Linked DNA regions of Mus musculus: regions 1, 3 and 4 are each linked to region 2. Evidence: chromatin loops called from intact Hi-C (ENCODE). Cell type or tissue: left cerebral cortex. All regions are shown on one strand. Each heading gives the region's core, and the rest is flanking DNA. Links, peaks and the distances in the headings are about the cores only. Region 1 holds the start of Gm52676 (a long non-coding RNA gene). Region 2 has its middle 28 kb from the start of Efcab14. Region 3 overlaps Cyp4x1 (cytochrome P450, family 4, subfamily x, polypeptide 1). Region 4 holds the start of Cyp4b1 (cytochrome P450, family 4, subfamily b, polypeptide 1).

Evidence for each region. A loop is a pair of places that touch in the nucleus more often than their neighbours do. Peaks named below come from ENCODE experiments on the same cell type or tissue, not always from the same donor. Only the 100,000 strongest peaks of a DNase experiment are listed, where the experiment ranks them.
Region 1: a loop joins it to region 2, with 4 times the contacts of the local background. A loop is called at or near these places in 34 of 42 quality-filtered maps.
Region 3: it touches region 2 in a loop (13-fold over the local background); 17 of 42 quality-filtered maps call a loop at or near these places.
Region 4: it touches region 2 in a loop (2.6-fold over the local background); 7 of 42 quality-filtered maps call a loop at or near these places.

Annotation. Positions count from the first base shown.
Region 1 is chr4:115,476,173-115,483,905 of GRCm38, forward strand. Gm52676 (a long non-coding RNA gene) reads left to right here and starts at 7,442. Exons shown (of 2, transcript XR_003955098.1): 1 at 7,442-7,616. It also overlaps the pseudogene Gm12833. In left cerebral cortex, for the core only: no CTCF peak of the experiment used is centred there; DNase peaks (open chromatin) are centred at 3,657 and 4,993.
Region 2 is chr4:115,705,884-115,713,616 of GRCm38, forward strand. No RefSeq gene overlaps it. Among named protein-coding and RNA genes, the nearest start is that of Efcab14, 28 kb to the right of the region's middle. In left cerebral cortex, for the core only: CTCF peaks have their summits at 4,127 (motif pointing left), 4,332 and 6,020 (motif pointing left); DNase peaks (open chromatin) are centred at 3,493 and 4,118.
Region 3 is chr4:115,099,554-115,107,286 of GRCm38, forward strand. It overlaps Cyp4x1 (cytochrome P450, family 4, subfamily x, polypeptide 1), which reads right to left. Exons shown (of 12, transcript NM_001003947.2): 12 at 6,770-7,733. Among named protein-coding and RNA genes, the nearest start is that of Pdzk1ip1, 15 kb to the left of the region's middle. In left cerebral cortex, for the core only: a CTCF peak has its summit at 2,250 (motif pointing right); DNase peaks (open chromatin) are centred at 2,297, 3,619 and 4,157; H3K27ac peaks cover 313 bases.
Region 4 is chr4:115,643,476-115,651,208 of GRCm38, forward strand. Cyp4b1 (cytochrome P450, family 4, subfamily b, polypeptide 1) reads right to left here and starts at 4,246. Exons shown (of 12, transcript NM_007823.3): 1 at 4,033-4,246. The coding sequence starts at 4,212. In left cerebral cortex, for the core only: no CTCF peak of the experiment used is centred there; no DNase peak of the experiment used is centred there.

The DNA of each region.
Region 1 (7,733 bases), core at 949-5,948, 230 kb before region 2:
TGAGCTACTTGAGTTAGGAGACTTGGGTGTGTCTCCAACACTGACCAGCCACCAGGGGGCACTGACATATTTGAGATAGCTAGACCCAGGAAACTGCATGTGAATTTGCAGCAGGCTGTCTTGGAAAAGAACAGAGATCCCAAGGTACCAAAAGATAGGATGCCAGTTGCCAGACTGGATTCTGCCAGTGGGGACAAATGTGGCAGATGAGATGGAATCAGCCTGCTTGGGTGGGAGGCTGGAGATTGTTGCAGGTTCCATGGGTCTTGATGCTTGTTCTATCTAAATTTTCAGGCCTCTTCTCTCTGAGATAGAATGTAGACACACATACACACAAACACACAGCAAGATTTCTTTGCTCCACACTTTTCTGTCTTGTATTTTGCTCCCTGGATGCTCTTAATTTTGTTGTTGTTATTGTTGTTGTTGCTGCTGCTATTTTTGACTTTCATGGAGTCATTATCTATATATAGGCACAGAGACTCTTATATATTTTAAATGCTTAGGCCTCCAACTTGGGCTACCCTTGCCCCCCCCCCCCAGCTGTTCTAACCTGACTAATTCTTCCAACATCCCAGCAAGTGACCTGGTCTACCTCTCTGCTCATGTTCACTCCCATCCACCTCTGTGTCTACTTGCTCAATCCTCTTGTGCCTGATTCTTCCCACTGAGCCCATCTCTGCCCAGACATCCTGTGTTTCCTCTCCTGACTCAGCCATTGGTCATCAGATCTTTCTTAAACTAATCAGAAGGTGATGGGGATATATATTTACAAAATACTAAGGCAGATGATGATTCGTTAAAAATAACAATACCAAAGTCTAGACAGTAATCATCTCTCTGCCAGTACAGAAATAAAAATTTGAATAATAGGAAGACAACCTTTACACAGTGCACAAAAAGATTCCCACACATGTTTTTACTTTGTGGTTACTATAATATAGACAGGCTAAAGAAAAAGAGCATTCTAAGGCCATCTCCATCCAACTTTGTTTTCTTTTTATGTTTTTGTGTTTTGTGTTTGCTATTCTCTATACTGCAAGAATTTAAATATAAGTTACATGTGGTAAATTACACAGAGACTCTCCTATGCTATGCAGCCCAACTGGTAGCCCTCTTTATTTTTTTTAAATTTTTTTATTACATATTTTCCTCAATTACATTTCCAATGCTATCCCAAAAGCTTCCCACACCCCCCTCTCCCCTACCCACCCATTCCCATTTTTTTGGCCCTGGCATTCCCCTCTACTGGGGCATATAAAGTTTGCCTGTCCAGTGGGCCTCTCTTTCCAGTGATGGCCGACTAGGCCATCTTTTGATATGTATGCAGCTAGAGTCAAGAGCTCCAGGATACTGGTAGTTGATAATGTTGCACCTACAGAGTTGCAGATCTCTTTAGCTCCTTGGGTACTTTCTCTAGCTCCTCTTTAAATGGGAAATTCACCTTGTGAACTATCACGTTTGCTTTCTAGCTAGATTGAGAGACATAATAAGAATGGATACATTATGAATTTGCAGGGGAGGGCATCAGAAAGAGCATTTAAGAAGAAAGGAGAAGCTTGACACACAGAGAGGCCAAGATATTCCCTAGCTTATATAATTATTAGAAGTTACCTTAAGCTTCCCAGACACATTAGGCTCAATATATACTACACTGGTGGTCTTTTGTAAGGATAAAATCCTGTGCAGTGTGTGGAAGCATCCCCTGTCAATTAAAAGTTGATGGCCCTTAGCAAAAGGCAGAAAGTAGAAGGTGGGAGTTCTAATAGAGAGATGGGAACTCTGATAGATAGTCAGAGGCAGGGAAATTTCACCATGGGCTTGGAGGAGACACATGAAACTGAAGAGAGGTAAGTAGCCATGTGGCAGAAATAGACTGGAATAAAGAGATGGGTCATGAGCTAGTCAGGGAACAAGCCAAAGCTTGTGGCCTAGATAGTTATTCATAAATAATTAAGTCTCAGAATTATTATTCTGGGAACAAAGATGGCAGGTAGAAAAGCTCATGGCTACAGTCTTTATTTGTTTTGGATGACAGGTCCTACACAGACTATGATTCACCTGGAAAATGCAGAATCTTTCTAGGTCAAAGGGTATTAAGGTCATATGGAGTTAGATAGATAAGAAGAACTCAAGGAGTTGAAGGGGTTTGCAGCCCCATAGGAGGAACAGCAATATGAATCAACCAGTACCCCCAGAGCTCCCAGGGACTAAACCGCCAAAGAGTACATACGGAGGGACTCAAGGCTCCAGCTGCATAAGTAGCAGAGGATGGCCTTGTGGGACATCAATGAGAGGAGAGGCCCTTTGTCTTGTGAGGGCTCTATGCCCCAGTGTAGGCCAATGCCAGGACAGGGAAGCAGGAGAGGGTGGGTTGGTGAGCAGGGGGAGAGGGGATGAGATGGGGGGGGGGGCTCCAAGGGGAAATGAGGAAAGGGGATAAAATTTGAAATGTAAATAAAGAAAATATCTAATAAAAATTAAATAAAATATGTATTAAAAATAAAAAAGAACATAGTCAGAAGGCTCTCCTTCCTTACAGTTGCTAATGAGGAAGTAAGACAGAGGATTCAAGGCTCCATTAATAAGAGCAACTGTTCCAAAAGGTTTCTTCCTTTCCATTGTTACTAATGAGATAAAATAAATAAATAAATAAATAAAGAGAGAGAGAGAGAGAGAGAGAGAGAGAGAAAGAAAGAAAGAAAGAAAGAAAGAAAGGAAGAAAGAAAGAAAGAAAGAAAGAGAGAGAGAAAAGAAAAGATAAAGTGAGTTCCAGAGGATGCTCTTGGGACAGGGACGGGTACAAAGGGAACATTGGAGGTGTTCCAATATGATCCTTTTCTCTTATAAAGAGGCAACAAAGCACCCTCAGATCCTATGAGTTTGACCCAGACTTTAAAAAAGAACATGTTTGATGTATTTCTTTACTTGAGTCTTGCCTAAAGTTAGACTAAAGGATAAAAACGTGACTGCTAGTGGGAAATACAAATCATAATATCATAATATCCTCTTATTTAACCTTCTTGTAGAAGGGAACACACTCACTTGTTAAACTTTCCAGGTGGTCTGGCTCCACTTATAGACACACTAATGTGGATATAGGCTTCCAAACAGTTGGTTCTCACCCTCAAATGTAGCCAGGGTGGATCTCAAGTTAAATACTTAAGTAAAGATATATACTTTTCTTAGTTTGATCCACCGTGATCCTGAGTACGACACCCTGACATTATAAAGTTTAAAGATACAAATTTTAAGAAGATAACCCTTCAAAATCAAGTGTTTGTATCTGATAGAGCTCTAACGGAGGAACTGGTTTCAGTCTATTGTCAATCCTATTCCAATGCATGGCCCAACAGATGCACCTGGATGAAGCTATGCAGGTTAGAAAGAGGACAAATGCTTTGGATCCAGCCTATCATCACGGGACTCAACACAAACCTATCCAGCATACACCACTGGGTTCCTTCTCCGTCTCCTCTGATCCTTTAGGAAAAAAGAACTATTTTATATCTCCCTCTGTATCATAGAGGAGCAAATGCCTTCTGCAGATATATTATGTTGATGAATTGTCACAAACTGAATTTACCAAGAAATTGTCTCTGGAGAGGGAATTCGGCCTTTCTAGTTCAAATTCATGTGCATTTGTCTCAAAGCATCCTCAAAAGCCTGTCAAAATTAGATGAAAGGTCCTTAGTGCTGAAAACACTGTGCTTTGGCCACAGACTCTGGAAAAATAAGGCTGGATTGAGCTGGAATCTCTCTCACTTCTGGTTGATTTTCATAGTCTTGGAATGAATCAGAGGATCTGGGAAAGAAGTGTCACTACACAGACATCTGGCACTTTGGGAAGAATGAAGTCCCAACTGAGGAGACCACGGCTGTTGTTTTGCTCCTCTCATGTTGTCTTATAATATTTGCACCTATCCCCATAGGTTACTGCTATTGTCAGGTTCGATGTAGCTTTTTTTTTCCTTTAATAGGAAATATAGCCTCAAGGCCCTGAGACTAAATGTTGCTAGAGTAATGTGGCCTAATAATCAGTCATAAGTGGGAGAGAAGGAATTAAATATCTATATTATACCCTCTTAGGCTCAGAGAATTGAGCAAGAATGGAAGGAAAAAAAATTAAGAGCCAGAGGAAAGAGTAGCATATTAGATAGTTATTTCTCCTGAATGGAAATACTTCATTGTGGTGGTTGGGATATGCTTGACCCAGGGAGTGGCACTCTGAGGAGATATGGTCATGTTAGAGTAGCTGTGGCCTTGTTGGACAAGTGTGTCATTGTGGGAGTAAGCTTTGAGACCCTCCTCCTAGCCTCTTGGGAGCCAATCTGTCCCTGGCTTCCTATGGATGAAGATGTAGAACTCTTAGCTTCTTCTCCTGCCTACCTAGATGCCCCTTCCTGCTATAATAATAGACTGAACCTCTAAACCTATAAGATAGCCCCAATTAAATGTTATCTCTTATGAGAGTTGCTTTGGTCATTGTGTCTTTTCACAGCAATGGAAACCCTAAGACATTCTTTATAGCATAAAAATAAACACAACATAAAAGTTCCATGAAGCTTCTGTTGTCATCAAGATGAGCGGCCGCTGGCAGCATTCGTGAAGAAGTAGGAAAGCTGCTATTGCGAGTCCTGCTGCCACTTCTGTGAGACTGCCCAGGCCCAAGAAAGAGCTGCAGACGAGCAGAAGCTCAAGCTAGGGCGGCTCATGAAGAACCCAGACAAAGCAGTTCCAGTTCCAGAGAAAATGAATGAATAGGCTCCTCGAGCCCCTCCAGAATTCATCCGAGATGTATAGGCACCTACGGTGGAGAGAGTACCAGCGGCAGGACTACATGGATGCCATGGCTGAGAAGCAAAAACTGAGTGCAGAGTTTCAGAAGAGACTAGAAAAGAGTAAAATTGCTGCAGAGGAGCAGATTGCAAAGCACCGGAAAAAGCGCCAGAAGTTAAAAGAGAAGTTACTGGCAAAGAAGATGAAACTTGAGCAGAAGAAACAGAAGGAAGAACCCTGTCAGGGCCAGGAACTGCATGCCAGCAGCTCTGAAGAGGCATCTGAAACATAGGAGGAAGAGGAGCCCAGCGTTGTCATCATGAGGCCATGAGGATTTTCAGCAGCCGTGAACCCAGCTCATTCTGTGATAAGCCTTAGAAGAGAAAAGGCTGTGTGTGACCAGCTGCCCGACTGGCTGTGTTGGGAGAAGGCAGGCACCTCCTGCAGCCCTGCCTGCCTGGGGAGTGGAGGGAGCAGACTCTAGACATTTGCAGATTGCATTCTGTATCCTGCCCTGCTCTTGCTGAAGGGGAGTGAGTGCTTCCCCTTCCCCTGGTGCCTGTTCCCTTCTGCTTGAACAGCAGTGAGCTCTGGGCTGGTTTCTGTGAAGGGAATCTTTATTTAGTAAAGAGCAGAAAACCTTAAAAAAAAAAAGTTCCGTGAAGCTCCTGAAACTTCCAGTGGTTCACAAGGGCCTTCCCCAAGACTGTGCAAGCTGGAACTAGATGTTTAGGTATAGCTCCCATAGACTGGTGTTCAGACAAGCCTGTGGAGGCCACAGAGTGTAATGTGGTGGTTTGGATTTGTTTGGCCCAGGGAGTGGCACTATTAGGAGGAAGAAGAAACAGACCAAATGACCTGCCTAAAAGTCAAGTTCCAACGCTACAGCTTTCATTAGTCATCACCCACTTGGGGTAGACTTTTTGGTGATGCAGCTAACTTTGGGTCACCCATGCCCAGTAAGTCATCCCTTGTTACATTTTTGTAAGTAATCCCAATAAACTCACTGTTTTGCTGAGCTGAGCATGACTGAAATCCTTTCTGATTGTTGTCAGTGCCCTATCCAGTGTGAAAAGGTATTTGTGCAAGTCATTGTCAGAGAAGACAGACAATAATCACAGAGTCAAACTATTTGACAAATGGCTCAATTGAGCCTTCAAAGCACTCCTCTTCCTCCTTCTCCTCCTCCTTCTCATTTTTCTCTTCCCTTCCTCTTCTCTTTTTTCATCTTTCTCCTCTTCTCCCTCTCCTTCTTTATTTTATTAGAAATAGATTTTTTTTCATACAATACATTCTGATTATGTTTTCTTTTCCTTTAAACCTCTAAGGTCCACCCCACCTCCTCTCCCAACTGAACCCACATTCTTCCTGTCTCTCATTAGAAGACAAACAGGCATCTAAAGAATAAAAATCAAATAACATAAACCAAAAACAAACAAACTGGAATAAAACGAAACAAACAGAAGAAAAAGAGTCAAAGAAAAAGCATGAGAAATACATATAAATAGAGAAACACACACCCTCATACACACAGAAATCCTGCAAAAACACAGAACCGGAAACCGTATTATGGTAACACCTGTAAGATTAAAAGAAATGCCCCAATAAACATGATGAGACCAAGAACCTCAAAAGATGCCATTGAGTTTGTTTTCTGTTGGCCATCTACTGCTGGCTTGGGGCTTGCCCATAAGCATGGTTTGTATCTCCAGTGAGACTCTATTGAAGAGAACTAATTTTGTGAGAAGTTATCAATTGCAAATAGCTTCTGGGTTAGGAATAGGGCTTATGTCCACTTCCCCTCTCATTACTTAGACTCCATCTGGTGCAGATCCATGCAGGCCCTGGGCATGCTGCCACAGTGTCTGTGTTCATGTGCATGTCAGTCCTCGTATGTTTAGAATATCTTGTTTCTTGCTATCCACCATCCCCTCTGAATTTTATAGTCTTTCCACCTCCTCTTCTTCAGGGCGCCAAGAGCCCTGAGGGGAAGGATTTGATGAAGACATCTTTTAGAGGTAAGTGCTCCAAGTTCTTACTCTCTACACACTGTGTAGCTGGGAGGGTGGTCTCTGTATTTTTCCCATCTACTATAAAAGGAAGCTTCTCTGATGATATCTGAGCAAGGTACCGACTTATAAATATAGCAGAATGCCAGCAGAAGTTGTTTTATGCCCATATTCCTGTAATAGAACAGTAGTATTTTGTTTTCCCCTGGGTCCTGGTCGATCTTGTCTTAGGTTCTTGGCTACTGAGTATTGTTGGGAATATGTTATATCTCATGGTGTAGGCCTTTAATCCAATCAGATATTGGTTAGTTACTGCCATAGGCTCTGTACTACTATTGCACTAGAATATGTTGCAAAAGCAGGTCATCCTTGTAACTTGACACGTTTCTAAGTAGGTTGGTATTTACCTTTCTCCTTCAGTAGAGTACAAAATACCTACCTTCCAGTACCATGAACATTAATCCATAGGAGAAAAGGCACCAGCTCAACTTTGCTGTGTTCAATAAATTGTGTAGACTTTATCTTCAGCAGTATGGCCTTAGTGTGTATTTGTGGAGAACAATCAATAGACTTGTCAATAGCCTGAGTTGTTTGGGGTTTCTCATGGAGCAACTTTGGCCAACAACTCAATTAGATATAACCAATTCCTGGTACTGTAAGGATCATTTGGTGTTAGGAATTATTTGCCACTTCAATGAAGCAGAGGGGAGAGAAAAGAAAAAAAAAGAGTCTGCCTTCCAGGCAAAGTCATGGCAGATCAAGATCTGTTGACAAATCTCCCAGCCTGCTGACATGCAAAGATAAGAGGAGTCATACTTGAGGCTTTTGGTGAGGAGCTGAAGATTCTACTGACCTTGGTGGGAAGGGAATCTTTTGGGTTTAGAACAAATGTGTATATTTTAGCAAAATTGTTTCTGTTAGCTTGTGGCTTTGCTCCCCACAGTA
Region 2 (7,733 bases), core at 1,776-6,775:
GCACTGTGTGAATGCCTGGAACCCATGAAGGTCAGAAGACAGTATCGGATCCTCTGGAACTGAAGTTCCAGATGACTTGTTAGCTATAGTGTGAATGCCAAGAATTGAAGCCAGGTCCTCTGGAAGCATAGCCAGTGCTCTTACCCTCTGAGCCATCGCTCTAGCCTGGATCTCAACTCTTGGTAAAAAGAGGCCAAAAAACCAATGGGTGCATCTGGAGGATATCATCCTGAGTGAGGTAACCCAATCACAAAAGAAATCACTTGATATGCACTCACTGATAAGTGGATATTAGCCCAGAAACTTAGAATACCCAAGATACAATTTGCAAAACACAAGAAAATCAAGAAGAAGGAAGACCAATGCATGGATACTTCATTCCTCCTTAGAATAGGGAACAAAATACCCATGGAAGGAGTTACAGAGACAAAGTTTGGAGTTAAGACGAAAGGATGGACCATCCAGAGACTACCCCACCCGGGGATCCATCCCATAATCAGCCACCAAACTCAGATACTATTGCACATGCCAGCAAGATTTTGCTAAAAGGACCCTGATATAGCTCTTTCATGTGAGGCTATGCCAGTGCCTGGCTAATACAGAAGTGGATGCTCACAGTCATCTATTGGTTGGAACACAAGGGCCCCTAATGGAAGAGCTAGAGAAAGTATCCAAGGAGCTGAAGGGGTCTGCAACCCTATAGGTGGAACAACAATATGAACTAACCAGTATCCCCAGAGCTCATGTCTCTAGCTGCATATGTAGCAGAAGATGGCCTAGTCGGCCATCACTGAGAAAAGAGGCCCCTTGTTCTTGCAAACTTTATATGCCCCAGTACAGGGGAACACCAGGGCCAAGAAGTGGGAGTAGGTGGGTAGGGGAGCAGGAGGGGGGGGAGGGTATAGGGTACTTTCGGGATAGCATTTGAAATGTAAATGACGAAAATATCTAATTAAAAATTGGAAAAGAAAAAAGATAGAGGTGGGAGGATAGGACTGGTTTTCTTCGACCATACACTGAAACAGATCCCAGATGGTCATTCTTGAGAACCAAAGGGCACAGTGACTTCAGAGCAACAGGACTTGAGGAAACCTGGCCATGAATGTCAGTTTGCTTGACTGCTACCACTTAGACAATGACTCTCTGCCCAGGTGTCATGACTGATCATCCCAGAGCATCCAACTCTGCAGCCTTTAGTTTCTACTTGTGCATACACACTTGCTTTAAATCTGCGAACATGTATTAGCTCCAGAGTTTATCCCAGCAGGACCAGGCAGGCAACTTTGCAGACTTGGGATATTCTCTAGAACTAACTTAGAAACTGGCTGGAGCTCTGCCAGGCATACTGGGGGGGGGGGGGGGGGGGAATGGTTTCCCAGTAATCAAAATCCTAAACTAAACATCTGTCAGAAACACATGGAGGTGGATAATGAAAAGCAAACTTTGCACTTTGTATAGGAAGTGCACAGCACAGAAGAAGCTGCCAATTTCTGGGGTGAAGAGTGACAGGGTTGTATGGTCTGAATCAGTAGAAAGGACATACAAGTGTTTCCCATGAAGCAGAGGTGTCTTGATGCACAGCAGAGGGTACCTGCTGGTGAGTAAAGAGAATTGTTGTAGACCAATGAGAGCTGGAGAAAGGATGCACAAGTCTATTGGTAGATGCCAGATTGAATGTTTTCAACTTGGTGTGTGTGTGTGTGTGTGTGTGTGTGTGTGTGTGTGAGAGAGAGAGAGAGAGAGAGAGACAGACAGACAGACAGACAGACAGACAGAGGGACAGAGAGAGACGGAGAGAGACAGAGACAGAGAAACAGAGACAGAGAGAAGAATATTTATTATATCTCTGGACTGACAGGTACTACTGTATCTCAGCAGCTGGAGATCAGAGGAGCTAGCAAAATCTGAAATCTTTTCAACCTCTCTATAGAAGATGATGCCCACCAATATGTATTCAAAGAGCCCTTAAACAAGAAACATTTTTTAAAAAAAAAAAAAAAAAACATGGACCGAAGCACCCAAGATTCAGAGTATCCTACAACACAAATGCTAATGTGTTGCTCTGACGAAATGTGCATTAAGAAGCCAGGTGGTAATGGCCCATGCCTTTAATCCCAGCACTCAGGAGGCAGAGGCAAGTGGATCTCTGTGAGTTCTAGGCCAGCCTGGTTTACAAAGTGAGTTCCAGGATAGCCAGAGCTACGCAGAGAAATCCTGTCTTAAAACAACAACAAAAATGGGAGAGAAACAGAGAGAGGGGGGGCACTAAGACAAGCAAGGAGGAAGCTGCAGAATACATTAAACTTTTGGCCAAGAAAATGAAGGAAGCCAGAGAAAACTGCCGGGAATAGATTGTGGGGAAACATAGGCTGGCCTCCCTAAGAGCTTCTACTTCTGAGTGGGATTCCTGTCAAGATTAAGTCTCTAAGAGTGACAGACTTTGGAGCACTCACATAAACAGGATATCTTCATCAAATTCTTCTTTAAGGGCTCAACATTCTATGCAGAAAAAGAAAGACTGTAAGAGCCAGAGATAAAGGGTGGCTCCAGGAAACAGCATCTTCTAGACATAACAAGATTGACACACATATGAACTCAGACACTATGGCAGCCCACACAGGGCCTGCCTGCAAAAGTTCAAGGCAAGCAGGGTCCCAACACCATGAGAGGGAAGCAGATTAGGATCCCAAGCCTAATCAAGAAGATTATCTGCAACTGATACTTGATGGCAAAGGAAAAAAAAAATCAGTTTTCTCCAGTGGAGTCTCACTGGTTATAGTAACCACACTTCAGAGGAGGCCCCTAGCCCGGTAGTAGATAGCAACACAAATCAAACTCAACAGTATCTTTGTAGATGTTTTTGCCTCATTTTGCATTTTTTTAACATTGGCCTTTGGCATGTATATTTTGGTTTTTGTTTCTATGTTTTTGTGGTGATGTATGTTTTTGTGTTGTATTTCTTGTTTTTCTTATTTTGGCGTTGTTGATTTTGTTTGTTTGAAAGAGAGAGAGAGGGGCCTGGAGTTAGATGGGGAGGTGGGGAGGATCTGGGAAGAGTTGGAGGAAGGAAGAGCATGATCAGACTATGTTGCATAAATTGTTCTCAATAAAAATAATGTGTTTAAAAGTCACAAATATGATAAGATCTAAAAGCAGACACAAAACAAAATTCCTGAACTATGAGATTATAAATCCTGTCAAAAGGCCTGGGCTGCGGAAGTCACGTGACCTACCAGGGAAGCAACTGTTATTGTTTTGCTAAACAGATCTGCTTCTCCATAACTAAGTTAATGTCGGTGGAGGAGTGCTGCTGTCAGCAAATAACAAGCTACAAGTGAATGAGTATCCAGTCAAGAGTGAGACACGGATATCAGTCCTACCCACCCAACCAAGGATCAGGGAACAATGCAGAAGAAAAATGTAGTAAGTGAAGGATCCGTGTGGAATGCTGAGTTCTGCTCATGATCTTACAGCAGCTGCGACCGCCTACACAACATCTGCATACGATTAGGTCCTTCGCCCCCTTCCCATCGAAGGGAGAAGGAAGCACGCTTCCTTCCTGAGGACTTACATGTAGTCTCAGTTGATGAGGGAGAGATATTTCCTTTAGTTACAGATAAGGTACAGATTGTGCCTGTAAACAATCCTTCAGCCATGGCCCTGTAATCAACATTGATGAAACGCACTGGGTCGTGAAAATTTTAGAAAGTAAAGATATGAAAGAATTACAGTTTCTGATCTAAAGAAGTGAAGGCTGCAGCTCTCAGGCTTCAGACATAGTCTATGCCACTAAGTCACCAACATTTGTTCTGAGACTACTGTGAGGAAGCACTAATCCTCAAGAGCCAGAAAACCTGGGTCAAAATTCCAGGCAAACCATATACCAGCTCCAAGGCCACCGGACAGTCTCTGAAACAGATTCCATCTGGGAAATGGAGATGGGTATCCCTGTCAGGCAAAGTTGTTTAAGGTTAAAGCAATACATGTAGTTATGACTTGGATACACTGTGTTCAGTAAATGTCTGTCGTTTGTTATCTGCCTAAAACTCTGCAGAAGTTCTGGTCGGGAGAGGATCCTAAACCAAGCTGCTAAGCTAGATGTTTCTATGTTTCAGTGCTTCCCTCTGCTGGCCAAAGGAGGTAGCTCCACTGGGGGCGGGACGGGGGAGAGAAAGAGAGCAAAAGAGCGAGGGAGGGAGAGCGAGAGCGAGGGAGGGGGGCGGAGGGGAGGGAGAGAGGCCAAAGTCTGGCCTCTCGAGGCCAAAGTCTGGCCTCTCTGCTGGCTACCAAATCCCCCAAGGAGGTAGATGTGGTGTAGCACAAACAATCTCAGCTATCCAGCGGCCGTGTGAAGGTACATGCAGCCCTTCGCCTCTCTGAGCCTATCTGCTTAGCTGTAAGAATGGAGTGACAATCCCTACCATATTTCAGAATTGCCGTGAATCCCAAATGGCCATGCCTTTGGGACACTTTCCTAAGCTAACCTCAAGTGCTTTGTGGTCAAGCACTTTGATGTTGGGCATCCAAAACCCCAAGGAGGATCTGAGAAGTTGGCCCTGCACTTCAGTAGTCCCTCTCCAGGGGAAGAGGAACGTCTTTGTCTATGCATGTATCTTGGAGTATTTCCCCTATACGTTCCTTTAATGGTTTCATAGTTTGGGGGCTGACATTAGGCCATTTTGAATTGATTTTGGAGCAAGGTGAGAGGCAGAGACACTTTGTTTTTCTATGAATGAGCAGTGGTTTGAATGAGAACTTTCACTCATAGGCTCACATATTTAAATATATGGTCCCTGTGGGTGGTGCTACTTTGGGAGGTTACGGAATCTTTGGGACAAGAAACTTTGCTGCAGGAAGTATGCCGTTGGGGTGGGCTTTCAGAGCTATGGCATCACCTTACTTCCAGCTCACTCTCTGCTTCCTATATATGGATGGAGATGGATGTGATCTCTCAGCTTCCTGCATTGGCTGTGTGCTGCCCTGCCTCCCCTGCCTCCCCTGCCATTATTGACTCTTCCTCTGGAACCAGAAGCTGAATAAATTCTTTCTCCTTTAAGTAACGTCCAGCCATAAGTTTTATCACAGCAACAAAAAGTAACATATACACTGAATATTCCATTTTCCCAGCATTTCCACTACATTGAAGACACTATCTTTTCTTCAATATATGTTTCTGAAGTCTTCATCAAAATTACATGGCTAAAAAAATCCAGACTAGATGGAGGCAGGGTGGTCTCCAGGCCACATCCTTCTGAGGAGCTCTTGACACTTGCTACATCTGGGGAGAGAGAATCACTCTTTCTTCTTTTCCTTGTTTACAATATGTGCTACTAACAGATTTCCCATGCTCCATTGTCTGTCCCACACCCCAACATCCAAACACAATGTGCACAGCAGCAACTGAGGCTTAGTAGATTAAAAAAAAAAAAAAAAGAGGTTAGGAGGCAAGTGTGTTGAGGGGTTTGAGGGAAGTTGGATGGGGAAAGTGGGAGGTGGATATTACCATGTTTCATATATATGTATGTGTGTGTGTATAAAATTTCTCAAAAATAAAGGAAAATTACTCTTCTAAAAATTATGTGTTGGGGCTGGAGAGATGGCTTGTCCCAAGCTAGTATCTCGCCGGCAAGAATTCACTCGGACAACCGGATTCTTCTACAGCAAAGCTTTATTGCTTCATCTGAAGGAAGACCCCAAACCCGGAAAATGGTGCTGCTTATATACCCCTCCGTGTGACGTGTCAGCTCCTGATTAGCTGCTCACTCATCACCCCACTACTACGCCCCGGGGTGGGCAGTGACTTGGCATGAATTTACTCTTGCACCTGCGCACATTACTTGTTTACCAGTTAGGCACAGTGGAGGCCAGCACCATCTTGTAATGGCGATTGCTCACGGCTCTCCACAATGGCTCAGTGGCTAAGAGCACTGACTGCTCTTCTGAAGGTCCTGAATTTGAATCCCAGCAACCACATGGTGGCTCACAGCCATCTGTAATGAGATCTGATGCCCTCTTCTGGTGCGTCTGAAGATAGCTACAGTGTACTTAGATATAATAATAAATAAATCTTTTTTTTTAATTATGTGTTTATAGCTGTGCGGATTTAATTTTAATCTTTGGGTTCTAGTCCACTGACCCTGTTTCTTAACCACCACCATGCTGGTTTTATAACTATGACTCTGTAATATAGTTTGGAATCAGTTATGGCTCCAGCCAGCATTGTTCTTTTTGCTCACAATTGCTTGGGTTATTAAGAGTCTTTTTGTGATTTTTATACGAATCCTAGAATTTTTTTTTCTATTTTGTAAAGGATGTTATTGGAACTTTGATGAGGATTAAAGATTAATATCTAGAAACTGTAAAGAACATGTAGAGACTGCCATATCCAGGGATCCACCCCATAATCAGCATCCAAACGCTGACACCATTGCATACACTAGCAAGATTTTATTGAAAGGACCCAGATGTAGCTGTCTCTTGTGAGACTATGCCGGGGCCTAGCAAACACAGAAGTGGATGCTCACAGTCAGCTAATGGATGGATCATAGGGCTCCCAATGGAGAAGCTAGAGAAAGTAGCCAAGGAGCTAAAGGGATCTGCAACCCTATAGGTGGAACAACATTATGAACTAACCAGTACCCCGGAGCTCTTGACTCTAGCTGCATATATATCAAAAGATGGCCTAGTCGGCCATCACTGGAAAGAGAGGCCCATTGGACTTGCAAACTTTATATGCCCCAGTACAGGGGAACACCAGGGCCAAAAAGGGGGAGTGGGTGGGCAGGGGAGTGGGGGTGGGTGGATATGGGGGACTTTTGGTATAGCATTGGAAATGTAAATGAGCTAAATACCTAATAAAAAATGGAAAAAAAAAAGAAATGGGCAAAAAAAAAAAAAAGAAAAAAAGAAAATGTAAAGAACCAAAAAAGAAGAAAAAACATCAAAGTTCAAATAATCCAGTCAATACATGGGCTATTGAAATCAACAGACAATTCTCAAAGGATAAAGCGCTAATGGCCAATAGACATGAAAAAAGGGTGTTCAACATTTTTAGCAATCAGGGGAAGGCAAGTTAAAACTACATTAAAGTTCTTTCTCACCTCTGTCAGAATCGTTAAGAAAACAAACACTGGCAAGAATGTGGGGGAAAGGCCAGCCTTCTATACTGATGATAGGATTGTAAGTGCTCCAGTCACTATGGAAATCTAAACCTGAAAACAGAACACCATATGACCTAGCTAGACCACTGCTGGGTCTACACTGAGAGAACTATAAATCAGCCCACTACAGAGACCCACATAGCTATGTTTATTGAAGCACCATTCATAATAGCTAATGTGTCCATCAGCAGATGAATGGATAAATGTTTTATAAATAAACAATGGCACTTTATTCAGTCATGAAGAAGAATGAAATTATGTCATTTGCTGAAACATGGATCCACCTGGAAATCATCATATTAAGCAAATTAAGTTCAACACACAAAAAATGACAGATATGTCTTTCTTATTTGTAGCTCCTATAGACACATAAAACCATATGTATATATGATGTGAAAGCAGAAAGGAGATTAGAAGAAGGGGGAGACTATCAGAGACTGGGAAGACTAAAAGGAAAGAACAGAAGAGGTATGGATATAGTCAAAGCACATTATATACTTGGAAGAAATTGTCTATATTAAACTCAACACTAAATATAATGAAAAATACACTCGTAAAATATTTTTAAATTTT
Region 3 (7,733 bases), core at 1,545-6,544, 610 kb before region 2:
ATTTTTTTTTTCTGGAGGAGGTTACAAGGGTGGGGTGGGGTGAACAGGGAAGGACTTTATAGAATGTGATAGAGATGTATGATGTGAAATACCCAAAGAATTAATAAAAACATTATGTTGGAAAACAACAACAAACCAAACCAACCAACCAAATTCCCAGATAAAGCATTTTGACACAAAACGTCTCCAAAGGTATCACTGAGTTAATTTTATATTGGCTGTCTACTGCTGGGCATGGGGCCTCCCTTAAGAGTGGTTTGTACACTCAATGAGACTCCATTGGAGAAAGCTGGTCTTTCCTTTTCAAGCAGTTGTCAATTGGAGATAGATTCTGAGTTAGGGATGGGGCTCATGTCTATTTCTCCTCTCAGCAGTAGGACCACATTTGGCTTGTACCTGTACATCCCGTGCGTTCCATGCATCCCGCGCATCCTGTGCATCCCCTGAATCCCCTGAATCCCGTGCATCCTGTGCATCCTGTGTATCCCCTGCATCCCGTGCATCCCCTGCATCCCATGCATCCCGTGCATCCTATGCACATTGCCAGAGTCTTTGTGAGGTCACATGTGCACCAGTCTTGTTGTGTTTGTAAGACACTGTTTCTTTGGTGTCCCTCCCACTCTGGCTCTTACACTGGCTCTTACCCATAGCACCCTGAGCCCTGAGGAGAGGGATTAGATGAAGCCATCCCACTTAGGACTGTTTCAAGGTCTCTTGTTTTCTGCACATTGTCCAGTTGTGGGTCTCTGGGTTAGTCCCTATGTACTGCAGGAGGAAACTTTTCTGATGATTGCTAAGCAGTACCTGATCTATGAGTGAGTGTATCTGAATGTTGTTAAAGGTCACTATATCGCCATGTCCCTTTAGCAGTACTGTTCTGTTTTCCTCTAGGCCCATGGCCTTTCCCAGATTCTTGGCCACTCAAGTAGTGCCAGGCCTGGGGTCCATCTTATGGAGTGGATCTTAAACCCAATTAGATAGTAGTTGGCCACTCCCGTGACTTTTGGTGGCACACACCTTTGATCCCATCTTTCAGGAGACAGAGGCAGGGAGAGCTCTGAGTTTGAGCCTGATCCACATAATAAGACTGTAAGTTACATGTTAGCCAGGGTTACATAGTGAGACCATGTCAAAAAAATACATACATACATACATACATACATACATACATACAGCATATCAAACCCAGAATAGCACTCAGCACACAGTGCACAGCATGTTGTTTTAAAAATTGATTCTGTCATTATATAATGAACTGAATTAGATACAAGACCTAATCAGATTTTTTAGAATCACAGCTTATTTGATTAATATGACATCATGTAAGGGGCAGTACCTGTCCAGGGTCACATATGGAGATGGATAAGAGGTAGGCTGGAGGGCCTCACCATTCCCAACCCTAGCTGGTGGGTGTGTATCTTGCAGGACCCAGCTGCTTTCCAGAGTCACACCTCCAACGTCGTGGTCATTCTAGAGCTGGCTCTGCAAAACTGCTATACATCACTGAGGCCAGCACAGGTGTATAGTGAACTCCATCAATAAATAACCAGGCCTTTGGATTATTCCAGCAGTGGGCTGGTAGTACAGGACAAGGATGGTGAGGCTGGGGCTGGCACCAGGGAAAAGAATCACAGAGTGCAGGGAGAGTGAGGAAAGGGGTGGAAAGGCTAGAGAAGGTATGTCAGATCTCTTGGGCTAGACAACTAGAGCAAGAGGATGAGAAGGGACTGTCCTCAAATCCAAACCTGTGCTTTTTGACACAGCATCTGAGAGATACCCTGTATACGTAGGGCACCTTCAGGGACATGGCTAGATATTCACAATGATGGTTCACTTCTAGAGGAAGAAAAATGCCACAGGCAGCTAAGGACATTGAACCTTGGTGTTTTGACTTTAAATTCATTCTTTATTCTGTCCCAGAGATGGGTTCCCTTTACCTAACGGGTGACCCTTGAGCACTTCAAGACATGAGTAGCCCGGTATCTTTTCTGGACTTGGGTTTGGAGCCAATCTTTCCTGGCTACATCTCATCTGTCAATTTGACATTAGTGTGATGCTGGTCAAGTTATTGACTAAAGTACTCAGTACCAAAGTATGCAAACTAGAGCAAAATAAATATGCATTCTATGAGGTTGTGGCAATCAATAAAAAGAGTTATCCTGTCTTCAGAAAGCCTGCAGCTACTGAACTTTAACAACTGCCCCTCCAGGTTTTGCTTAGCTGTCTTGTCTGCAATGCCTATAGTGGCCACTAGATGGCCACACCGTGCTTCAGCTTTCTTCCTTGGCAGCGGCTTCTCTCCCACACAGCAATGAGGCTTTTCCCACCTCCCCTCCCCTCAGTGCTGTGCCAACTATGCTTAGGATTTCTGGTTTTCCTTCTGTGGGCCTCACCACCTCCAGGAAGGTTCTCTGACATCTCTTTGCATACTACATTCATCAGGTGGACCGAGCTCCGGCCTGTGAATTCCTGGAGGGCCGAGCATAGTGGAATGCAGGCGAAGTGCCTGCATAGTGGAAGTGCTCCACATTTGTTGACCGACGTGCCTAAGGGTGAAATAACTTACCTCTATTCCCAAACTAATGGGTTCATTACTAATTATGGCCATTTTTCACTAAAGTTGGGAAAGACTTTCAGTGAGGTCTAGGCATGGGCTCTCAGATTGACCAATGCCATTAATCATAAAGTGTGTTTCTGTGCTTTTGTGCACAAGATTCCAAGAGGTGGAGTCATGATTTCTTTATTTTTGTTAAAAGATACATGATTTAAAGAAGATAAAGTGTAAAAGATGACATGGTCTGCAGTTTTATGGAGTGTGCTAATCCACATGGCAAAACTGAGACCAGTGCTTAAGAAACTGAGCATCAAAAAAAAAAAAAAAAAAAAAAGAAACTGAGCATCAGTGTTGGGTGGGGGCGGAGAGCAATGTGAAAAAGTCATGGTATTTTGTTCAGGCCTCTGTGGCTCCTTTAAGATGTCTATGTTCCCTTATGCCAGTCCTGGTTTGGGAGTGGCTGTTTGGATATGGAAGTCACCCCATTCTTTCCTGGAGTTGATTTTAACAACAAAGTTTTGACAAATAGTTGGACATCTAGAAAGCTTTGAAGCAAAGCATAGAGCTCTTGATTATCTGGAGAGATGTAAAGGAAAGCATTGTTCATGTAGCTAATGGCCTATAACAGTAAGGTCTAAATAAGACAATTTATTGTCTCTCACACTGAAGTCTTGAGGAGGCAGATGGCCTAGAGCTAGAGGGTGTTTTGCTCTATGCATTGTCTGTCTGTCTTGTTCTGTCATCTTCAACACACAACTTTCAGGTAGTAATATAAGTTAGTGGCTCTAGGTTCTGTCACCACATCTGTCTTCAATAAGGAAATAAATAGGACGTGGAGGGCACACACCTTTCCTTTTGATGATGTTAGCCTGAGATAGACTACATTACTTCTGTTAGCCTGAGATAGACTACATTACTTCTGTTCATAGTTCTGCCCAACATTTAAAAGCATGATGGGTTTCACTGACAGATCAGACTGGGGAGGCGACTCAGTTGGTAAAGTGCTTGCTGCTGAGTTTGGATCTTTAGCATCCATGTGAAAAGCTAGGCACTGCGCCTTGTGCACTAGACAAACCGTGTGGCTTTCTGAGTAGCTTAGCTGAATGGGTAAGCTCCAGGCTCAATGAGAGATCCTGTCTCAAAAAATAAGCTGGAGAGTGATTGGAAAAGATTCTCAGTGTTGGTCTTTGGCCTACACATATACAGGCACTTGCATGTGCACACACATGCAGAGAAGGAAGGGGGACACGGACACACAGAGACAGACAGACACAGAGGGACAGAGATAGAGACAGAGAGACAGAGGGAGAAGGACAGAGACAGAAAAAAGAAACACACACACACAGAGAGAGAGAGAGAGAGAGAGAGAGAGAGAGAGAGAGAGAGAGACAGAGAGAGACAGAGAGAGACAGAGAGAGACAGAGAGAGACAGAGAGAGACAGAGAGAGACAGAGACAGAGACAGACAGAGACAGAGACAGAGAATATACTCTGTAGTGGGCAGCTATGTGCCCAGCTAAGAATTCTATTTATGTAGGAGTCGACAAAGGATGTGGGAGGGATGCTGAGTCATGTCTGCTATAAACAGATTGTAATGTGAGTATTGACTGTGACGGATCCTTTAAAACAGAACCAGTATCTGGGGCAGTGCTGATCACATGCTATCACAGCTTGTAGAATTCAGTAATCAAGAACGACCCAATTTTCCACCAGGCTACAGGTTAGATTTTAAAAGAAGCCTCTGGGATCTTCACTGTTGTAAGTTACGGACTAACTCAAGCACTCATGGCCATAGTTGCTGTAATTAGTGAAGCTCCTACTTAGCCTTACTTGGCTAAGTACCAATTACACAGTGAAGCAAGGGGATTGTTCCTCAGGTATGCATAGCTCCGGGCTTCTGCAGCTTTGCATATGGGCACAGAGGAGACGACAGGAAAGCAAAAGCATGTTACAGTTATGTGAGCCTCTCAGCTGTATCTGTAGGGAGATTTGGTATTTGAGGCTACATTTCTTTACCTCTTCATATACTATTAGTAAGATATGGCTTTTATTAATTCTGAGATAGTAGATTTTCTGTTTGATGAAGGGAATTTTTGGCTCCTCCTTGCAATAGGTTGCCATGTTTATTAGCATCTTTGACTGATTTCCCCATAATCCCCATAATTAAAATTTTCAGAAAAGGGACTGATGGACAGCTGGTGAGAGGAGGATTGTTCTCTGAAGTCTTCCTGTAATTGGACAGAATGACTGTGGTCAGTTTCTCGAATCTTAGATTCTGCCTCTTTATTCACACATCCAGCCAATCCACAAGTTCTCTTTACTCTTTTAAATGCCATCAAAGTCACTTCCATGTTCATTTCTCCTACAGTCCACTGCCACCACTCTTGGCAAGCAGCATCTACTTTTTACTTTTTTTTCCTTTTAATTCAGGGGAGAAAATGAACACAATTCTCAACTACAAGTCAAATCTCAGGAGTCAGCAATGGATGAGCCGTGTCCTAGGAAAACCACCTTCATGACCATGGTATCTTTTCCAACAGCTAAGCATGCAGCATCTATTCTTATCTGTGACCTAGCATTCTGATTGTGTACATACATTTCTTCTGGTTTCTCCTTCTGCCCCACTCTATCCTATCAATAATTTGTTCATTATCCATGCAACAGATGTAACCCTGCCTCTCCCTCTCTTTTCTCTCCCTACACACACACACACACACACACACACACACACACACACACACACACACACACACACACAGTCTCTTTCTTTTGACACACATCCACACCCCCTTTTCTCTGTAGTCCAGGCTGGTCTTGAACTTATGATTCTTTTGCTTTAGCCTTTCAAGTGATGGGGTTATAAGTATGCATCACTACATCCAGAAAACCTTTTAAAAGTGCAGTTCACTCTAGTTTTATCTCTAGTTGAAAACTCCTCAAAGGGCTTCCTCTATATTTAAAAACCAATCTAATTTCTGATTAGGTTCCAATGAGTGATGAATTTAGTTCCCATTTAGGCTTCATAAGAGTAGTTAGCAACAGAAATGTAAGTAGAATATTTTTGTAGTAGTGTAAGTTTAGACATTCTTTTCGTTTTGTTTTGTTTTTCGAGACAGGGTTTCTCTGTATAGCCCTGGCTGTCCTGGAACTCACTTTGTAGACCAGGCTGGCCTCGAACTCAGAAATCCGCCTACCTCTGCTTCCTGAGATTAAAGGTGTGCGCCACCATGCTCGGCAAATTTAGACATTCTTTTTTTTTTTTTTTTTTTTTTTAAAGATTTTATTTATTTATTATATGTAAGTACACTGTAGCTGTCTTCAGACACACCAGAAGAGGGCATCAGATCTCATTACGGGTGGTTGTGAGCCACCATGTGGTTGCTGGGATTTGAACTTCGGACCTTCGGAAGAGCAGTCGGGTGCTCTTACCCAATGAGCCATCTCACCAGCCCCAAATTTAGACATTCTTATTCAAGATTCAAAACCAAGAAACCATAAAGAAAAGTGTGTATACAAATCTGACATCATTAAAATCAAAGCATTTCATATGTAAAAGAACCACACCTACAAGTTAATAAGAGTAAAAGAATCTGAAATATTACAAAGAAAAGTTATAAGCAAGACTTATTATCCATAATATATGAAGAATATATGGATAACTAAGAAAAAACATCATACAAAAATAAAGATAGTGTTGTCTCCATAAAGATAGGGACTAGGTAGGTAGCTCAATAGGTAAAATCTTGCTTTGCAAACCTGAGGACTTGGGTTTAATCCCCAGATCCCATGTGGAAATAGTGAGGCATGGGGGTGGGGAGTGGTACATGCTTGTAATCCCAGAGCTGGGGCGGTAAAGACAGGCAGATCATGGGGCTCAGTAGCCATCTAGCCAAACCTACTGGGTGAGCTTTGGGCTAGTAAGAGATCCTGTCTGAAAAAGCATGGCAGATGAAACCTGAAAAATGATACTCGAGGTTTGCCTCTGGCCTCTATATGCTTCTACATACACGTGAATACACACCTGGACCTGAGTACACATGCATGCATGTGCTCACACATACACACACACACACACAGACACACACACACACACACACACACACACACACACACAGTCAATAAATACATTTAAAAATTATAACTAATTTAATTTATCCAGTAATAGAAATATTTTGAAACAAATCATAGAACACTCACATATCTCAACCTTATAATAAGGTGGATTAGGGCAATTTTTTAATTATGTGAGAAAAACAAGAAGAATACAAATATGATCACATGTCTAAGAGTGCACACACACATTATTTATGCAGGAAAGAGTCAGGAAGAATGCATACAATTCTGTTTTTAGAGAAAGCAGTAGACTCTGTCAGGGCAGTAGCCCTGGTGAGGTGGGATTTTATGAACACCTCCTATTGCTGGAAATGTTTTTCATCCAATACAAATCCTGTTATTTGTATAATTCCAAAAACAATAAAAAACAAACAGAAAATCATCACTAGGTGTAGGCTTAGATTTTTCATTAAGCCTACTTTAATAAAGATTCTTTTTTTTTGTTTTTTTTTTAAGCCAACAGAAAGTCTTTATTAACCAGTCATTGACAACCATAGGTGTTCAAGATCCCAGTGTAGCCCCGAGTGTAGCCTTTCTTTCTTTTTTTTTTTTTAAAGATTTATTTATTTATTATATGCAAGTACACTGTAGCTGTCGTCAGACACACCAGAAGAGGGCATCAGATCTCATTTCGGGTGGTTGTGAGCCACCATGTGGTTGCTGGGATTTGAACTCTGGACCTTCGGAAGAGCAGTCGGGTGCTCTTACCCACTGAGCCATCTCACCAGCCCCTAATAAAGATTCTTAATGCTTCAACCTCCTTTATACCCCACAGACCAAAGGTGGGGAAGGAAGATGGTTAATAGGACAAGGAGGACATGGACCTAGTTGGATGGACCTGGAGGGCATCATCCTGAGTGAGGTAACCCCACCACAAAGGAACTCACAAAATATGTACTCACTGATAAGTGGATATTAGCCCAGAAACTTAGGATACTCAAGATATAAGATACAATTTGCTAAAGGCATGAAACTCAAGAAGAACGAAGACCAAAGTGTGGACACTTTTCCCCTTCTTAGAATTGGGAACAAAACACCCATGGAAAGGAGTTACAGAGACAATGTTT
Region 4 (7,733 bases), core at 1,319-6,318, 63 kb before region 2:
GGAACAGTGCATTCAAAGGCCAACGGAACTATCTCACATGATTGAGCCAACCAGAAATCGTGACTGAGCTTCCTTCCTGTCAACAAATCCACTCAGGCCATTCCCTAATGGATCTAAAGATCAGTTGGACAGTGTCCAAGGAGCAAATTCCCAGCTTCTCCAGTGTGAGGCAGCTACAGTGCTCTTGGGGACTGCTTGAGGATAAAATGTATCTGCGTGGGGAGAAGGCTCAGTAGGGAGAAGGACTTGCTCCCCAGGCATGAAGACCTGAGTTTGAACTCCAGCCCTCTATTTAAAAGACAGACATGGTGGTTAGCATCTGTAAGCCAAGGGTGAGATAGAAAGATGAAGGAAGGGGCTTGCTGACCTGCCTAGAATCTGTAAGCCAAGGGTGAGATAGAAAGATGGAGGGAGGGGCTTGCTGACCTGCCAGTGTTTCCAAAATGGAGAGCTCCAGGTTTAGTAAGAGATCTTCTCTAAAAAAGTGAGATATTCATAGGAGTGAACATGGGAACCCCAATGGAGGAGTTAGGGGAAGGAGTGAAGGAACCAAAGGGGTTTGCAACCCCATGGGAGGAACAAGAATATCAACCAACCAGACCCTTCCCCCCCCCCCCCCCGAACTCCCAGGAACTAAACCACCAAAGAATACCCATGGCTCCAGCTGTATATGTGGCAGAGGATGGCCTTGTCTGGCATCAAAAGGAGGGGAAGCCCTGGGTCCTGAGAAGGCTTGATGCCACTGTGTAGGGCACAGGGACAGGAGTGGGGTGGGAAGCACCCTCATGGAGGCAGGAGGAGGGAGTGGAGTGGAGGGTTTTCAGGGGCGAAAACTGGGAGGGGGGACAACATTAGAAATGTAAATAAACAAAATAACCAATAAATATTGAAACACTGATCAGCGGTTAAGAGCTATACCGCTCTTGTGAAAGACACAGCTCCCAGCACCCACAGGGGTCTGCCTATAACCTCCTGCAATCTAACTCCTGGGAATTTGACACCCTTTTCTAAACTCTGACAGCACTTACACTCACATGTGCACATCCCCACACTACACCCACATACACACCAACACACACTTAGGCAGTTTAATTCTTAAAAATCTTTCTAAGAGACTGGATTGTTGGCTCTGCAGTTAAAAGTACTGCCTGCTCTTGCAGAGGATCTAGGTTCTGTTCCCATCACCCACATAGTGGCTCACAACCATTTGCAAGGTCCAGGGTCCCTGAGACCCTCTTCTGGCCTCTGTGAGCACCAGACTCACATGTGATACACAGGTGTATATGAAGAAAAAAACCCATATAAATAAAATTAAGTGAGTTTTCTAATCTTCTCAAAAATGAATATGTAAGGTAGAGAGCCATAGAAGACACCCAATATCTGGTTTACACACACACACACACACACACACACACACACACACACACACACACACACGATCATCTACAGATGAGACAGAGGTGAATGGTTAGAAACACCAACAACTGGGGGTAGAAGACAGGGACTCCTCTTCCACAACATGCTAGGTCCCAAAACAAGAGCTCAGGTATCTCCAGTATGATACCTAAACTCCTTCTCAGTTCAGTTATTTTTGGACTGTCCAGATTCTTAACAAGATCTCTCGGTCCCTGAACTGAATGGCACCTGCCAGGAACCCTTCCTATGGGTCTGTGTAGTGCCCTCTGAGGCCACTCAGGGAAGTCTTGTGGGGATCACCTTAGTAGCTCTCCTTCTGCGCGGGCTATCCCTTGGTGTTCTTGTGTGTCTAGTGTCAGTCATCCTGACCCTTTAAAGTACTCTTCCTACCACTTACAAGACAATTAGGGCCCAGAATGCATGAGGAGTCCCTAGTTCAGCTTTGACTTGAATCCTGAACCAATATGTGTCCTTAAGTGGACACCTTAACCCCTTTGAATCTCAACTTCCCCATCTTTTCTCACACTAGGGAAACAAATCCACATCCTGCCCTTCACATTCTCAGGTTGAGGTGTGAATCCAACCATGCAGAGGTACCAAGTCCTGGAGGAATGCAATGGCACTGTGCCTGTGGTTGGTTCCCTAGGAAACTTTTATAGCCCTCAAGATCAGCTTCCCACTCCAATCTTGGCATGGCCTCCTGGTATCAAGCCAATGCCCTTCAGATAGTTATACTGGCATGAAGAAGCTGAAGCTAGGCTGTGTTCCAGGCTCTCTGTGTACTTTCAAGATAGAATAGAACACCTGGGAAGAAGAGAGCAGACAGCTCTGGCATGGAGTTGTGAGAGAATGGACTATATGCTATTAAAGCCCATTGCTTGAGGACTAACTTCCCCAATCCTGAGAAAGGCAGGTAAGCACAAAGGGGGCACAGAGAAAGGGGAATTAAAAGTCCTCCCAAATGCCTCTCATGCTCTTTTAGAATGTGACCTCACCCTTCCACACTTGGCAGAGACCCTCCCAAGTCATCCTGATCCCTCACCCCCCCTTCCCCACCATTCTCCATCTTCTGTGGACCTCTCTCCCTACAATCTAGCCTTTTGCGTTCATTCATTCAGGCATGCCTGTACTAACCCAAGTTTTGTGCTGTATCCTGAGGGCATGAGAATAAATCAGACCAAGTCCGCCACTCTCCAAAAGTCTCAAACTAGTAGAAAAGCTGTAAGATGCTAAAATTAAAAGAATGGAGCAGAAGTGGACCCCTGGGGAAGCACCTTCATCCTCCTGGGAGCAGAGAATGCTCTAGTGTCACCCAAGACATCCTCCTCCCACCCATAGTGTTCAATGGTACAGGTAAGTTCATAGGTTATCCCCAACAAGTTATCTGTAAGGAGCAAAAATCAGATTAGAGACCAAGTTCATTTCCAGTGTCAATTCCCCAGATGGAAGAAGAAAAAGGTAGAAAGAATGACACCCGCTTTTGAGACTTCATCCATGACATCCATGCCTGGGCTCCCAAACCTGCCTGTAGCTCAAAGCACACCAGAAGACTTAGTCTCGGGGTCCTAGTTCCAATCTAAAATGTTAGTCTCCAGATGTTTGGGGAGGTGTGTGGAGGATCTGTTTCTCCTGCCTGACTCTAAACCCTTATCTTGTGTTTAGAAGGTCTGGATCCCCAAGACAAGAGGAGTTCCTGAGACTGGATGCTAAGGTGAACCCCTCCTGAGCTGCCTTAACAGGAGACCCAACCAGGACCTGAACCTGGGGAACCGCCAGAGTTCCTCAGCCAGACAAAGGAAAGAGAAAAGGTACCTCCCAGCTTTGGGGGTACCAACCTCTCAGACACGCTGGGATGCATCAGAAGACAGCACTTTCCTCTGTTTTTACTTTGAACGTCCTCTTGGTCACCAGCAATCTTTACACTGCATAGAGCAGGACACTTCGTGACTGCCTAGTTGTCGGGTCAAACTTTGAGGATGTAATTTCTCCCGGGTGTGATCTATCAACAAGCCTCCACACCGACTTGCATTCTGTTCCTCAAAATAATGGGCCTGACGTGGTGGCGCGCATGCCTTTAATCCCAGCACTCGGGAGGCAGAGGCAGGCGGATTTCTGAGTTCGAGGCCAGCCTGGTCTACAAAGTGAGTTCCAGGACAGCCAGGGCTACACAGAGAAACCCTGTCTCAAAAAAACCGAAAAACCAAATAAATAAATAAATAAATAAATAAATAAATAAATAAATAAATAAATGAATGAATGAATGAATGGAACGCATCTCAGGCTTTCTTAAGCTGCCACTTTGAAATGTTGTGTTGCTTCTGAAGCCAGCTTGAAAGTCAGGGGTGGGAAAGCTGACTAGGAGCCGTGGTTCCAGGCCTCAGCCTCTTGTCTAAATTGATGACCTCCCTTCCCCAACTCCCCCATATCCCCACATACCTCAAGGGCATCTCCCATATCCCCACATACCTCAAGGGCATCTCCCATATCCCCACATACCTCAAGGGCATCTCCCATATCCCCACATACCTCAAGGGCATCTCCCATATCCCCACATACCTCAAGGGCATCTCCCATATCCCCACATACCTCAAGGGCATCTCCCATATCCCCACATACCTCAAGGGCATGACCAAAAAGCCAGTGCTTGGGGGGCCCTGGGAAGCTGTCCAAAGCCCTGGCCAGCTTCTGCCTCCGAAACAGCAGGCTGAGGAGCTTCAGGACGGTTACCATCAGGATCACTACAGAAGCCCACAGGCCGAGGCGGGAAAGGCTTGGAGAGAGAAAGCTGAGCGCCATGGCTAAACTCGCAGGACCCAGGCTCCAACTGCCTCCAGATGCCCCCCTCTGGATTGTCTTATACTCTGGATACGGGCACTGAGCCAGTCCCCACCTCCTTTGCCACACCCAACAGCTAGCAGCAGCTTAAACTGGGCCGAGTGCCATAGGGCGGAGATAGCTGCCTCAAAGCTCATAGGCACCAAAGGACAGAGTATGATTCAAAATGTAGCTTCATAGAAACCAGACCTAACAGAAACCAGATCATGAACATCCCACCTTGGTCTCTTGGAGCAGAGAACAGGGAGCAGTTCTCTGTGTGATCATTAGAATAACAACTGCCTTTCTGTTTTATCGTGTATGTTCAAGGGACTTTATACACACTATCTCACTTAAACTCCCCAAAGAGGTCATAGGTCCTCATCCTTTATCTGTGTTCCAGATAAGATCATCTGTGCTTTCTCATTAGACAGCTTCCACTGTCCCCTTGATGTGGACCCATGACAGAAATGGTACTTTTGCCTGTTTTATAATGTTCCATGTCCCCTTTTTGAGAGATTCCCCAGAAGGATAGGAGGAAAATGAACTATACCCAAAAGCATAGAACAATCTGGACAGGAATGTAGAATATACTTTCAAGATGATAAGGATTAATCATCAGATCCCTTTGGAATCGATAGAACCACTCAGGCCCAGTGATGAGTAGAGAAATACTCAGTTTCCCAGAAAGGCTGTGATTGCTCTGAAATGCCACAGCCAAGGGTTTTCTGTTGAAGGACCCACCTTGCCAGGAAATGCCTGCTGTTTCTCCCTCCAAAAGAGAATTTTACCATTCATGGCAACCACAGAGCACATTTACCACCAATGTTTGGGTAAAGGTCTTTGATTTAAGCCTCCTTTCAGAAAGGTAGATGGGGTCGCAAAGCATGAAACATGATCTGGCATGGCATGCGTAAATTAACAACAAGAATCCCGTCAATACTCTTTCGTGAAGGGACAAGAACACTGTTCCCACAAACTGGTTGGACCTGCATTTGCTAGATATAACATTGGCAAAGGGAACTGTGCCCCAAGCTCTTTCTTTTTCCACTTTCCAGCCTCCTACTGGTGTGCCCCATAGTCATCCAAATCAGAAAGGAGGTAGTGAGGACCTAAAGGAGGGTCAATCTGTGGGAGTTAGATTTTCAGCAGTGACAGAAAAACAAAGACTGAGTATTGTACAGAGGTGACAGGGCCAAACCAGCACACAGATGGGCTTGGAACTCCAGCAGCAGGTCCTGACTCAGAAAATGGTGAGTTGCCAACCTGGCTTTGTAGTCCCTTCTGGCAGAGGAGACCTGGAGGATAGCATAACAGACCCACCCACAGGCCGAGAAACAAGAGATAATATGATGAAAGGAACTCTGAAAGCTCCTTCTTCGTTGGTTTAGCCCACTTCTGAAAATCCATATCCATCCCAATGAAAATGCAGTTCACCCAGGTCAGAGAATTAGGGAACATGATAAGCTCTCTGCTGAGTTTTCACATTTTTAGAGTGAATTTGTATATCAGCATGCTGACCCCCAGGAAGTGTGATAAAGGATGTGTTTGAGGGAGGAACTAAGGGAGCTTCTCTGAAGCTTCCATCCACTGGGATTAACCTAGCTCTCCAGGCTACCATAGAAAACAGTTGCTGTGGAAAGAAGTTTGGAGATAAGCCACCATCCAGTAGTATGCTGTAATGGTATGCAACTGGGACTCAATGGCAGATTACACATCTTCTCTCAACTTTCAGTTCAATGACATCACACTAGCAGCTAGGAACTGACCATTGTAGGAACATTAACATCACAGAAATTGCAAATATTGCCATGGCTTTCTCCCCTAGGAAACCAGCTATTAAATGTTTCCCAACATGCCATTGGCCCAAATCCCAGGTTTAAAGTATTCCTTATCCAGTGGCACTTGACTAAGAAACTATTATGACTCAGGCCTGCAGGAACACTGGAGGCCCCTTTATAGAGCCTCAAAAAGGACATTTGCAAATCTAGAATTGTCACTTGTCAGAGAAAGACTAAGGCTATAAACTCAGGGAAAGCCACTGCCTTTATCCAGTAGCTCTTCTTCTCAAGGAAGCCCCCCTCCAGTGCCTTTCTCTCCTAAAAATATCGATTCTAGCCTTGATTGACACTCTTCTTGACTGTGTGCACTTTTTTCTTTCAAATGCTTTCAATCTGTCACATTCCAGAGACCAAGTGTGCCTTTCCCTTGCTTTGCACAGAACAGAAAGGCACACAGTGGGGTGACAACCATATTCATGAAACAACCTCAAAAAGCTGCACTGTGATGTAGAAGTGGAGACAACAGGGTCAACGGCCACTCACAACATGATCATGTTTTGTGTGGTGTGGTGTGGTGTGGTATGTGTGTGGTGTGTGTGGTGTGGTGTGTGTGTGGTGTGGTGTGTGTGTGGTGTGTGTGTGGTGTGGTGTGTGTGTGGTGTGTGTGTGGTGTGGTGTATGTGGTGTGTGTGTGTGTGTGTGGTGTGTGTGTGGTGTGGTGTGTGTGGTGTGGTGTGTGTGGTGTGTGTGGTGTGTGTGTGTGTGTGTGTGTGTGTGTGGTGTGGTGTGTGTGGTGTGGTGTGTGTGGTGTGTGTGGTGTGTGTGTGTGTGTGTGTGTGTGTGTGTGTGTGTGTGTGTGTGGTGTGGTGTGTGTGGTATGTGGTGTGGTGTGGTGTGTGTGTGTGTGTGTGTGTGTGTGTGTGTGTGTGTAGCTAGCAGAGGTTAATGTTCAATGTTTTCCACCATTGCTTTCCATCCTTTTTTTTTAGACAAAGTCTCTCCTGAACCTGGAGCTCACTTGTTTTGCTAGACTACCTAGGCAGCAAATCCAGGGTTATTCTGTTTCTGCCTCCCCAGAGCTAGGACAGGTGTGCACCGTCAAGCCTGGATTATTTCATAAGAGATCTGGGAATATAAAAAAAAATTAAGAAAACTAATTTTACAGATGCAGATTCTTAGGCTTCAAATCCAATCTATTTTTCATGATTGCTACTTTTCATAAATTTGCCATACTTAACTTCAGTATTGAGAATTTTTGCCCGTTGTATCATAACTACTTTAGATTCCACCTGTATTTATATTTTCAGTAACACCACTGATTTCAAATATAGGCTCAAATTTAAAAAAAAAAAAAAAAGATGGCAGAATAGAGCGGGCTACATTGGTAGAGAGAAACGGAACTAAAGATTTCAGTGGCCACTTGGTCTGCAGCCTGTGGTGTGGAGCTGCCTACGCTGCTGCTGCCTTTAGTGATGCTTGCACACGCCCTGTCCCCAGACACCCTGCCCAACCACTCTAGCACCCTGAGTCTGAGTAACAAGATATCAGAGATGAAAAATGGCTCCTATTCTGGGTTAAGTTTCCTAAAATGACTTCCATAATCCCTGCTGCCTCTAGAAATCATATTGCCACCCACGAGCTGCTGCCAGCTGCTAGTGCAGAGAAGCTTCGTCTGAGGTGATAGCAATGACTACAGACTCATAACTGAGAAAGAGACATTGA